2 separate regions of the Homo sapiens genome follow, and region 1 is linked to region 2. A link is a contact called in ENCODE Hi-C or POLR2A ChIA-PET data. All regions are on one chromosome and are shown on one strand. Each heading gives the region's core, a stretch centred on a gene start or an enhancer-like site at or near the end of the contact. The rest is flanking DNA. Distances are from core to core; before and after follow the strand shown. Region 1 overlaps LINC01619 (long intergenic non-protein coding RNA 1619). Region 2 overlaps LOC105369901 (a long non-coding RNA gene).

What was found. Hi-C counts contacts between places; a loop is a spot of excess contacts on that map. ChIA-PET counts read pairs that join two places held with the same protein, here RNA polymerase II (POLR2A). Pooled maps may share reads with other maps.
Region 1: a loop to region 2 is called in a map of Calu3, with 3 times the contacts of the local background. The contact joins two enhancer-like sites. A Hi-C loop is called at or near these places in 1 of 168 maps with a recorded cell type or tissue (Calu3), 2 of 37 single-sample maps with no recorded cell type and 1 of 50 pooled maps. POLR2A ChIA-PET finds 5 or more read pairs at or near these places in 14 of 52 experiments (AG04450, CD4-positive, alpha-beta memory T cell, CD8-positive, alpha-beta memory T cell and 8 more).

What each region holds. Positions count from the first base shown.
Region 1 is chr12:92,134,318-92,139,222 of GRCh38, reverse strand. The region is part of intron 1 of LINC01619 (long intergenic non-protein coding RNA 1619); the gene reads left to right. Among named protein-coding and RNA genes, the nearest start is that of LINC01619, 6.1 kb to the left of the region's middle. RefSeq lists an enhancer at 4,152-4,211. Within about 2 kb of position 1,827, at least 12 of the 41 ENCODE cell types and tissues checked have a DNase peak (open chromatin) inside an H3K27ac peak, as active enhancers do.
Region 2 is chr12:91,949,717-91,954,567 of GRCh38, reverse strand. The region is part of intron 3 of LOC105369901 (a long non-coding RNA gene); the gene reads left to right. Among named protein-coding and RNA genes, the nearest start is that of LINC02404, 77 kb to the right of the region's middle. Within about 2 kb of position 1,432, at least 5 of the 41 ENCODE cell types and tissues checked have a DNase peak (open chromatin) inside an H3K27ac peak, as active enhancers do.

The DNA of each region.
Region 1 (4,905 bases), core at 578-3,077, 180 kb before region 2:
AAACTAAGTCATCCTTTACAGCCAACAGATATCCAAATTGTGTTACACCAATTTGAAATCTATGTTCCCATATATTCAACTATGTGTTGCTGTGTGTTGAAATTCACATTTTTGTTTCTCAGAAGTTTTTTTTTAAATCTTAGGGTCTTTGTAACATTGATATGCATGGTTGTAAGAGAACTGAATTATCGAAGTTGTAGATGGGTGATTTAATTATTTTAGTAGTTATGGCTTAGCAAGAAAGGCCCTGTATCTTTTCCCTCTTGTTCTGAGCCATCCCTAAATTTTTGAAGGAAAAGATGACTAACAAATTGGACTTTATTTGAGAAGATTCCATAAATGACCATAAGCCATAAAATGATTAGACTTGACAATTGCTTTATGAGCAGATTTGAGTACACTTTCTAGTAGTTGTCTTGATTTATGGCAGTTTTGTCCCAAGTCAGTAGACTAAATGGAGTTGTATTTCCCACAAATTGTACTTGTGAGTCTTCAAGTTATCAATATATATTCTAATTTGACCTTCCAACAACTGGATGAGGTTGGCAAGTGGGTCAGTATTTTTTATCTTCATTTTATGGATAGAAAACTGAGGCTTAGAGAGCTTAAGTAATTTACCCTAAAGCCAGACAGCTCGTAAACAGCTAATTCACAATTTGAATTCAGGCTTTTCTGATCACAGAATCCAAACTCTTAACTATTGTTACATTGTGATGCATGATTTATCTACCTTCTTTTACACTGTTGGAACATGTATTTTAACTTCTCATTGTGAGTTGGCCATCTTTGGTTATTTTCAGCCTTGAAACTCTTTCACTATGTTCCGGAGGCATATAGCAGTCTACAATTAGGCTCCTTTCTTTGAGAGGCAGTTGGAATTTAGCATAAAGAATACTAGTCTGGGACTCAGACCAATAAGTTGAAATCTTGACTTGTACCAACTTGTGACTTTGGACCAGTTGCTTAGCCTCTCTGAGCCCATCATTCCTTGTGTAATAATGGAGACAAGTCATTTGTTGTCAAGGTAAACATGAAATCATATAGCTAGTGAATGTTTGGATTCTTGGAATTTGAATACTCTATCATGGAGGCCAACAAAATATAGCTGATTGTTTTCTTGTGTGTGTGTGTGTGTGTGTGTGTTTTAACAATTTGATCATAGTATGATTGTTAGGAGTTTCTTGAAAGATTGCTTTAGCCTATAGCTGCAAGAAATGTACTTGCGTTTTTGAAATACAATAATATAGGAAGGAAAATGAACTGCTTTTCCATTGTGAAGGATGGAAATAGACAACACAGGCCTTGCATCTTATTTTATAGAGCTTTCCTGAGCTGTGTGCCTAACATTGTGGTTTTCAGAGCTATTTTCTCAGTAAAAAAAGAGTCCTTCAGATCCTTTGTCTATATTGAAGACACCTTAAGTTGAGAGATGGAGTAATGCAACCGAACATATATAGCAATGTAGCCCTGTACAAAGCATGTTTGCTTCCATTATGTTTTTTAATCCTCACAACAACCCTTTGCTATATGAAGTTGACTTTTCCCAGGGTTTTTAGTCCTTCAAACCATTGGTATTTGGCCATGCTTTTGCAAGAGATTTTCAAACAGTGATTTTTAAACAGAACTCAGTGGTTCTCAATCTTCTTAATCTAGAGTGGTGTGAGTATTTCCTTTACTGCAAAGAAAAGCAGCCTTTTTATAAATTGTCAGTTTGAATTTGAGTTTCTTCCTGTGATGTAACCTGATGCAATGTTTGCCTGAATCACTAATAATGTAACTGATTTCCCCTAGCCAGTCATAAATGAGTCAGTGATCACGGATTCTTTTAGTTTATACTCAAGTTGCTTTTTCTGTGTGCAGATATCCTCATTGAATAGCTTGCTGTTGGGCTTGTATAGCATTATGGTTTACATCAGGGAAGTAGATAGCCAGCAGAGCTTTGTGCTAATTTATTTTGCAATCCTATAGGAAACAAAGGACCCATTCTTTGTTGAACCTGAAGAGACTTCTAGGGAAAATCAGCCTCTGACCCTTTCAGAAGTCTTGCATCTTAAAGCTCGTGTGTGGTTCAGGCCATGCTTGAACCTATGTGTGTAGCCTTATAAGTCAGTCAGTGTGCCCCTATAATGTTTAAGATTGTGATGTAAGAATAAGAGTTTGGAACCCATTAAAACAAGGGTTAGGTGGCCAGTGTTGTCAGGAATATTTCTCTCTCTCAAGCCGGTAGTCATTGTTACAATTAAGGATGGAGCTCTTAGGTAATATCACTAGATACAAGCTCTTTTTCCCTCTCAGATTCTTGCACTTTTTTCCACTACCCTTTAAGTCTTTCAGTTATTTTTTAACTTTCTTAAGATATTTTCTGGTCATTAATATACAAGTGGTGTTTTGTCTTGTGTCTATCACCTATATCTCTTACATTCATTTATTAAACACATACTTGTTGAGTCCCTCCATGTGCCAAGTACTGTGATAAGCACTAGGGTTGCAAAAATAGTCACTGTGCTTGCCCTCAATGAGCTTGGAACCTAGTGGCAGAGAGAGGGTTATCCAACAAATGTTGGGCTGGATCTGAGACATGCTGAGGAAAAGGGAAGTGGTGAAGTGGTGTCCTGAGAGCTCTAATAGAGAGATAGGACTGCCATAGAAAGGTTTCCCAGAGGAAGGGACACTTGAGCTGAGATCTGAGGAATGAGTAGGGGTTTAAGTGGAGAAGGCAGGCGAGAGAGAGAGAGGAATATGCACAAAACCTGGCTCAAGAGTAATGGTGAACAGGAGGGGTTGGACAAAGACCAGTGAAACTGGAATGGAGAGAAATTAATGGGAGTGAGGCCAAATCGTGGGGCTTTACAGGTAGCGTGTCCATTTGATTGATAACCATTTGAGTGACCATTTTGGTTGATAAAATTTGAGAATTTTATCAACCAAACCGTGATTCTTGAGAGTAAAAGAGGGTGCTGTTAATTATTAAACACAGACTATAAGCATCAGCCAGGACATATGGTCACCTCGCTTTTATAGGCCTTGTTAACAGTATTATCTCTTTTTAAAGCGTTGGCAACCAGCAGTGTGTTTACTTCCTAATGAAGGTGTCAGGGAGTTGGTCCAAAAAGGACCCAAATGGAACTCAAAGGCTGGGTTTTTCCAAACGGCTAGATTGATTTTTTTTTTCCCGATACAGATATTAGTGACCCTTTAACGTTTTAAAAGTTTGGCATAAAAAGATGGATTTTATTGTGAGCTACTAGATTAGAGTCACTTTCATGGTGTATGAAACAGCACAATTCAAACAGATCTTGAATATTTTCTATATCTTTAAAATATAGCACTTGTCATTTTTGCAAAGGAGTTTTATTTAAATAGGATTTCTTTTCTTTTCTTTTCTTTTTTTTTTTTGAGACGGAGTCTCACTCTGTTGCCCAGGCTGGAGTGCCCAGACTGGAGTGCAGCGGCACGATCCCGTCTCACTGCAACTTCCACCTCCCGAGTTCAAGTGATTCTCCTGCCTCAATGTCCCAAGTAGCTGGGATTACAGACACACGCCACCATACCCAGTTAGTTTTTGTATTTTTAGTAGAGACGGGTTTCACCATGTTGGTCAGGCTGGTCTCGAACTCCTGACCTCAAGTGATCCACCTGCCTCTCAGCCTCCCAAAGTGCTGGGATTACAAGTGTGAGCCACTGCGCCCAGCCTAAATAGGATTTAAAAAATAGTTTCATTTTAGGTTTACATTTTGAGTATACGTACCTCCTGGACAATAACTTTCAAAGTATGGGCCACTTAAATTATTTTCTTTAAGTTGATGTAAAAATCTGTATAATCAAATGCAAAGAGTTCAGGGAATTTTGCACACCCATATAATCTACACCCTGATCAAGAGCTAGAACATTTTTGCCACCGCAGAAAATTCCGTTTTGGGACGCTTAATGTTTGATTCAGAAATATGGCTGTGGAGCCAGGCCTCAAATTAGAAATAAGTTGTTTTCCCTCTCCTTTTATAACTTTTATTTTTGCTTCCTAAACATGCGGCAGTGGTTACTTTAAACATGAAGCAAATTGTCTCCAGAAGAAACCGTTGCCTTTCGACTAGTTATGATTTAGGGGTTGGTAATATAGTACATCCCTGCCCAATTTGCTATGGGTTTTTCATCCTTAAAGTAAAATCTGAGTCATATCCCCATCACTGACTCATAAGCTTACTAAGGATTGCCTGTTTATTATTAGGCCTAAGCGTTAGAATCTTGATCAATCAAAAAAGATTGTGATAATGTCACATTTACATAATACCTTTCTCTCCTCCCCTATTTTTCATTTTAGCCTGTTTATGTCACTCTATAGTGAGTTATGAAAATAAGAAGAGGGGACAAGTGTCAAGCCAGTGTTATATAGCTGAGTCCTAGCCTTGAGTACTTCTTTTCCTCTCAAAATTCTCAACATCAGTTGCCAGAGAGCATTTAGAATATTGACCTAAGTTACAGTGCAATTCGTTGTGAAATTGATTCAATTTAAGGGTTATGTGTCACTGTCTTGAAAGATTCTTGAATCAGAGACAAAGTCTTGTCCTAAAAACACTGTTCTTAATGAGTTTGGGATCTACTGAGGGATAGTGATTGAAAAGGGAGCTTACTCCTTTTTCCCCCTGTAGTTTTCAGGTTCTCGTTTGGAACCTGATCTGGGACCAGATCTTGAATTAACTGTTTTTTTTTTTCCTGAGAGGGTCAATGTGGTCTGCTTAACAAAACCTCTGCTGTCAAAGCACTGGTGGGCTGTGGTGGTGGTTTTTAGGCATTTCTTTCTCAGCACAGCAATACATAATATTTCAGTACCAGTTGGGCTTTTTGCTTTTTTTTTCCCCTCTACACTCCATTTTAGAAAGAATGGCAAATCAGTGAAGATATAACGTG
Region 2 (4,851 bases), core at 183-2,682:
TACAATAGCAACACCAAATATCACTAATCACAGATTACCCATAACAGATATGACAATAAGGGAAAAGGTTTAAATATTTTGAGAATTATGAAAATGTGACACAGAGATATGAAGTGAGCACATGCTGTTTGAAAAACGGTGCCAACTGACTTGTTGGGCGAAGGATTGCCACAAAGCTTCAATTAGTAAAAAATGCAGTATCTGTGAAGCACAATAGAGCAAGGTGAATAAAACGAGATATACTTGTGTTCTCTTTCTGGTTACCCCACTCTATTCAGTATAATGTTATTGTCATTCTCTTTTAAAATTTGATTGCATTTACATATTACTTTTCTGTTTATAGCCTCTTTTTAGATCTATCTGCCATAGTTTCATATTATAGAGATTTTTAAGAACTACATACATATTTTTACCTTGATGTTCTGTACAAATGAAATGCAGATTTACATTTGAAAAAAAACAAAACAGGACAAAAACAGAGTTGTATCACAATTATGCTAAAACTACATTATGTATCTGAGTTAAAGGATACAAGAGATAAAGAAAACTGGTTTAAACATGCAACTTGAAAAATGATAATGCCAGTGGAAAACATCTTTGCAATATTCCCCTCCTGTGAGCACATGTACAAATTTGATTTGCAATATAAGCAGCAAACCTTTTGAACAAGGAAAGAAATTAATATGTACAAACGCATGATCTATGATACATCAAAGACTGGAAAAGCCACATGCTTATTCTAATAAAATATAGTATCAACATAAAATAAGAAGTGATTATTGATAATCTTAGGGCAGAAAGAGATGAAAGCAATTCTCAAATAAGGTTTTCATTTGGTCTTTCTATAACTATATTCATTGTTCTTCAATTTTAATAAAGCACACATAAAAAGTAGAGCCAAAATTTGGCAATAAACTACCCATTCTCTCTTTATCCCCCTGGGTCACCTTAGGATGATCTGTTGTTTTGATGGCCAACAAGAAACATTTAAGTTTATCTAAACTTGGAAAATACATGTACAGGATTTCCAGTTAGATTGGATTTGAATGTAGGCTTGTGTAAGTTGCTTAACATTCTTGAACTTTATCTTCAAATGAGGCAAATATTTAGAGATTTTGCTGGATTCATTGGTAAACACAGGTAAAACACCAAGTAAGGGAATGTATTTATCAATTATTCATTGGTAAATACAGGTGGAACACCAAGTAAGATGCTCAACATTTAGTACATGATAGGGATTAATCTTATCATCAAGAAAGCAATGTGGTGGAAATAACCTGGATTAAAAGACTGGACATTTTTTTTTTCTGCTCCTGATTCTGAAGGAATCTTAAGTGACCTGTGCTACCTCTCTGGCCTTCAATTTCCTCCTTTCTAAAATGAGGAAGTTGGAATATCAGCTAGTTAAACATTTTTATAAGTAACCAAACCCTTTGTGCAAATGTAATCTTAGACAAAAGGTCAGTGTTTGAAAGTTGTAAAGGCAGTGCTGGTGGAATCAAGGTAAAGAAGTGGAGCAGGAGCTAAACTTTCCCTCTCCCTATTGCCTGGAGCTGCCTGAGGCACCACACAGGACATCTTGGATTCAGTAGAGGATAGGAATAAATGATTGCCAAGAAGCTTTGGAACAAGTCTCTCTGCTCTTTGATGTTTGCATAGTGTGTTAGCTGGATGATTTTTCATTAAGTCAATTCTTTATTGCATTTCTCTTAGAATGGTCCCAAACAGTAGTCTTACAACAAAAGCAATAGACTTTTAATGATTAAATAAATTTAGTGACCCAATTCATTGCTCTGAACTCATGATATTAAAGATTGAACCAATTTGTCATAACAGATTTGCATATATATACATATATATACATATATATATATATATATATATATATATATATGCTTCTAGTCAGGTCCCATACAACTGTGTTGGGCCTCTCTATTACCTGAGACACAACAATATGGAAATTAGGCCAATTAATAAACCTACAATGTTCTCTAAGTGTTTAAGTGAAAGGAAGGTCCCATACAAACTATCGTAACTGGTAACTTGAGGACAATATGTACATATGTCTTGTCATTTAATTTCCATCAGATAGGTGTCATCAGCTTCATATTAGTCAAAATAGAATTCCCAAAGGTTAATTAATAATTTTGTTGAATATTCTCACTTCTAAATTAGATATAATTAACTGTATACAAGGTTCTGTTCTCATTTTATCTTCAAATAACCCTTTGCAGGAGGTATCATTATTGTCGTTTTATAGATGTGGAAAATGTAACTCATGTTTAAGGAACTTACCTGAAATCACAAAGGGCTATTAAGTGGTAAGGCTAATATTTGATCCCAGGTTCCTTTTTTTTAAAGACAGATTCTCCCTTTTTTTTTTTTTTCTTTTCTTTAAGACAGAGTCTCACTTGGCCACCCAGGCTGGAGAGCAGCGGCACAATCTCAGCTCACTGCAACCTCTGCCTCCAAGGCTCAAGCACTTCTCCCACCCCGGCCTCTCCAGCAACTGGGATTATAGGTGCCTGCTACCACACCTGGGTAATATTTGTATGTTTAGTAGAGACAGGGTTTCACCATGTTGGCCAGGCTGGTCTTGAACTCCCGACATCAAGTGATCCGCCCGCCTCAACCTCCCGAAGTGCCGGAATTACAGACATTACAGGAATTACACTGCACTTAGCCAGAGCCCAGGTTTCTTGATGACATATTCAGTCCTTTTTTTTGCTAAGCTATGAGAGCCAGTGGAAATTTAGACAGAACAATGCACAAGCTTTTCTTTATTGAGGATGTGTTCTTATTGCCTTGCTTGAGAATTTCAAGTAGTTCAGAGAAGCTCTCTGAATCATCTGATGACACACAGTTAATAAGTATTCAGGCTGGCCTGGAGTTTTCAAAAGCAAAATGGGTAAATATTCTTCATGTTTTAAATTATAGTAAAAACATTTGCATTCTGATATTAATATTTATTGATTTTTTTGAGGTTCAGTGAATAGTTCTCATGATAATTCCTAAATCTTCAGAGAAAACCTGCATTCATAAATAACAAATTGTGTCATTATCTACATCTGTTCTCATTTTCTATAGGCTTAAAAATTCTGTATTATGGGAGCCAAAAGAAATGGCTGCCAACCAGTGTCTCTATCGAATTTTAGCTCATTTTTCTCACTTAATTCTTTATTTGAGAATGAAATGCTTATCCAAAATAAATAAGGGACATACTAAATTGCAATGATTAGCATGCAATGAGTGTCAGATTCCATTTTCTTATGGAAATCGAGTAAAATCCAACATTTTAGCAATACTATTGTGATGTCAGCTGCCCAATTAGGCTGTTATAACTGCAGGAGCTACCACTTTATTTTATTTATTTATTTATTTATTTATTTATTTATTTATTTATTTATTTACTTTGAGACACAGAGTCTTGCTCAGTTGCCCAGGCTGGAGTGCAGTGGTGCAATCTTGGCTCACTACAGCCTCCACCTCCAGGGCTCAAGTGATTCTCCTGCCTCAGCCTCCTGAGTAGCTGGGGTTACAGACGTGCGCCATCACGTCCGGCTAATTTTTGTATTTTTAGTAGAGATGGGGTTTCGCCATGTTGGCCAGGCTGGTCTTGAACTCCTGACTTCAGGTAATCTGCCCACCTCGGCCTCCCAAAGTGCTGGGATTACAGGCGTGAGCCCCCGTGCCTGGCCAGTAGTTACTACTTTAATATCACATTATGACATCATTAGCTTGAACCATGCCACAGCAGTATGAAAATTAGCAAGTTTCATGTTTTAAAAGAGACAATATGAACTTTTCCTGCTGCTTAAATTTGTGTGTCGGAGTACGGGTGGTGACAGAGGACATATGGAGCAAAGTTACGTTTTAAATTAATAACAAGTTGCTTTTGAAAAGTGTGTATATTCAGAAATAAAATCTAAGTTGTATTTTAAAAATAAAAAACAAGATGAGTCCTTTTATAATATTATTATTATTATTAATTATTATTGTATACCCTTTGTTAGCTGCCTGAAATTTTTTTCTGGAGCAAAATGAGCCAGAAATAAACAAGCAAGCAAACTGAAAAATGCACTACTACTTTATAACCTCAAAATTATATTTAGCTACTGAAGCCATATTAAAAGAATATTTTGAATGGATGAATAAAAATATGTCATCATCTATTAACTAGTGGCAAAATGTCCTTCTTAAAATTTGGCACACATTCTATTTTTATTATAACTTCAAGTTGTACAGTGCAATTTCTAAAGCACGTTAACATGTATTAGTATTATTTCAACTTCACATAACCTTAGAATATGGTCAGAGCAACTATCCATATATTTGTTTCACAGATGAGGAAATTGCATTTTGACTTTCCCTAGGTCGCACAGATTCATTTTTATTGTTTGCTATCTATATGATCTTGAAAAAAATGACTGCTCTATACCTCAGTTGTGACATCTATAAAATGAGAATAACAAGTAGATATGTCTTGCAAGGTTGTTGCGGGAAATAAATGAGATAAACCATCATAAAATCTTAGTACAGTGCCTGAAACATGGTAAACAACTATAAATGTTAACTGTTGCTATTTTTATTGCTTTTTTAAAAAATTGAGGAAGATAATTACATTATAGAAAAGCACAGAGACTTCTATAATACCATATATTATTGAATACTTCTGTAATATCTGTATAATGTGAAAGGTCAACATGTTTCCTTTAGATTCATTTATTTGCTCATAATTGCTTTTAGTTCCCTTTGCTTATGGGATTCATTTTGTTTCTTGCCAGTGTGTATCCTCTGGTAGTTCTTTCATGAGGGCCTGTGAGTCATAAAGATGCCTATACTTTGGGCATC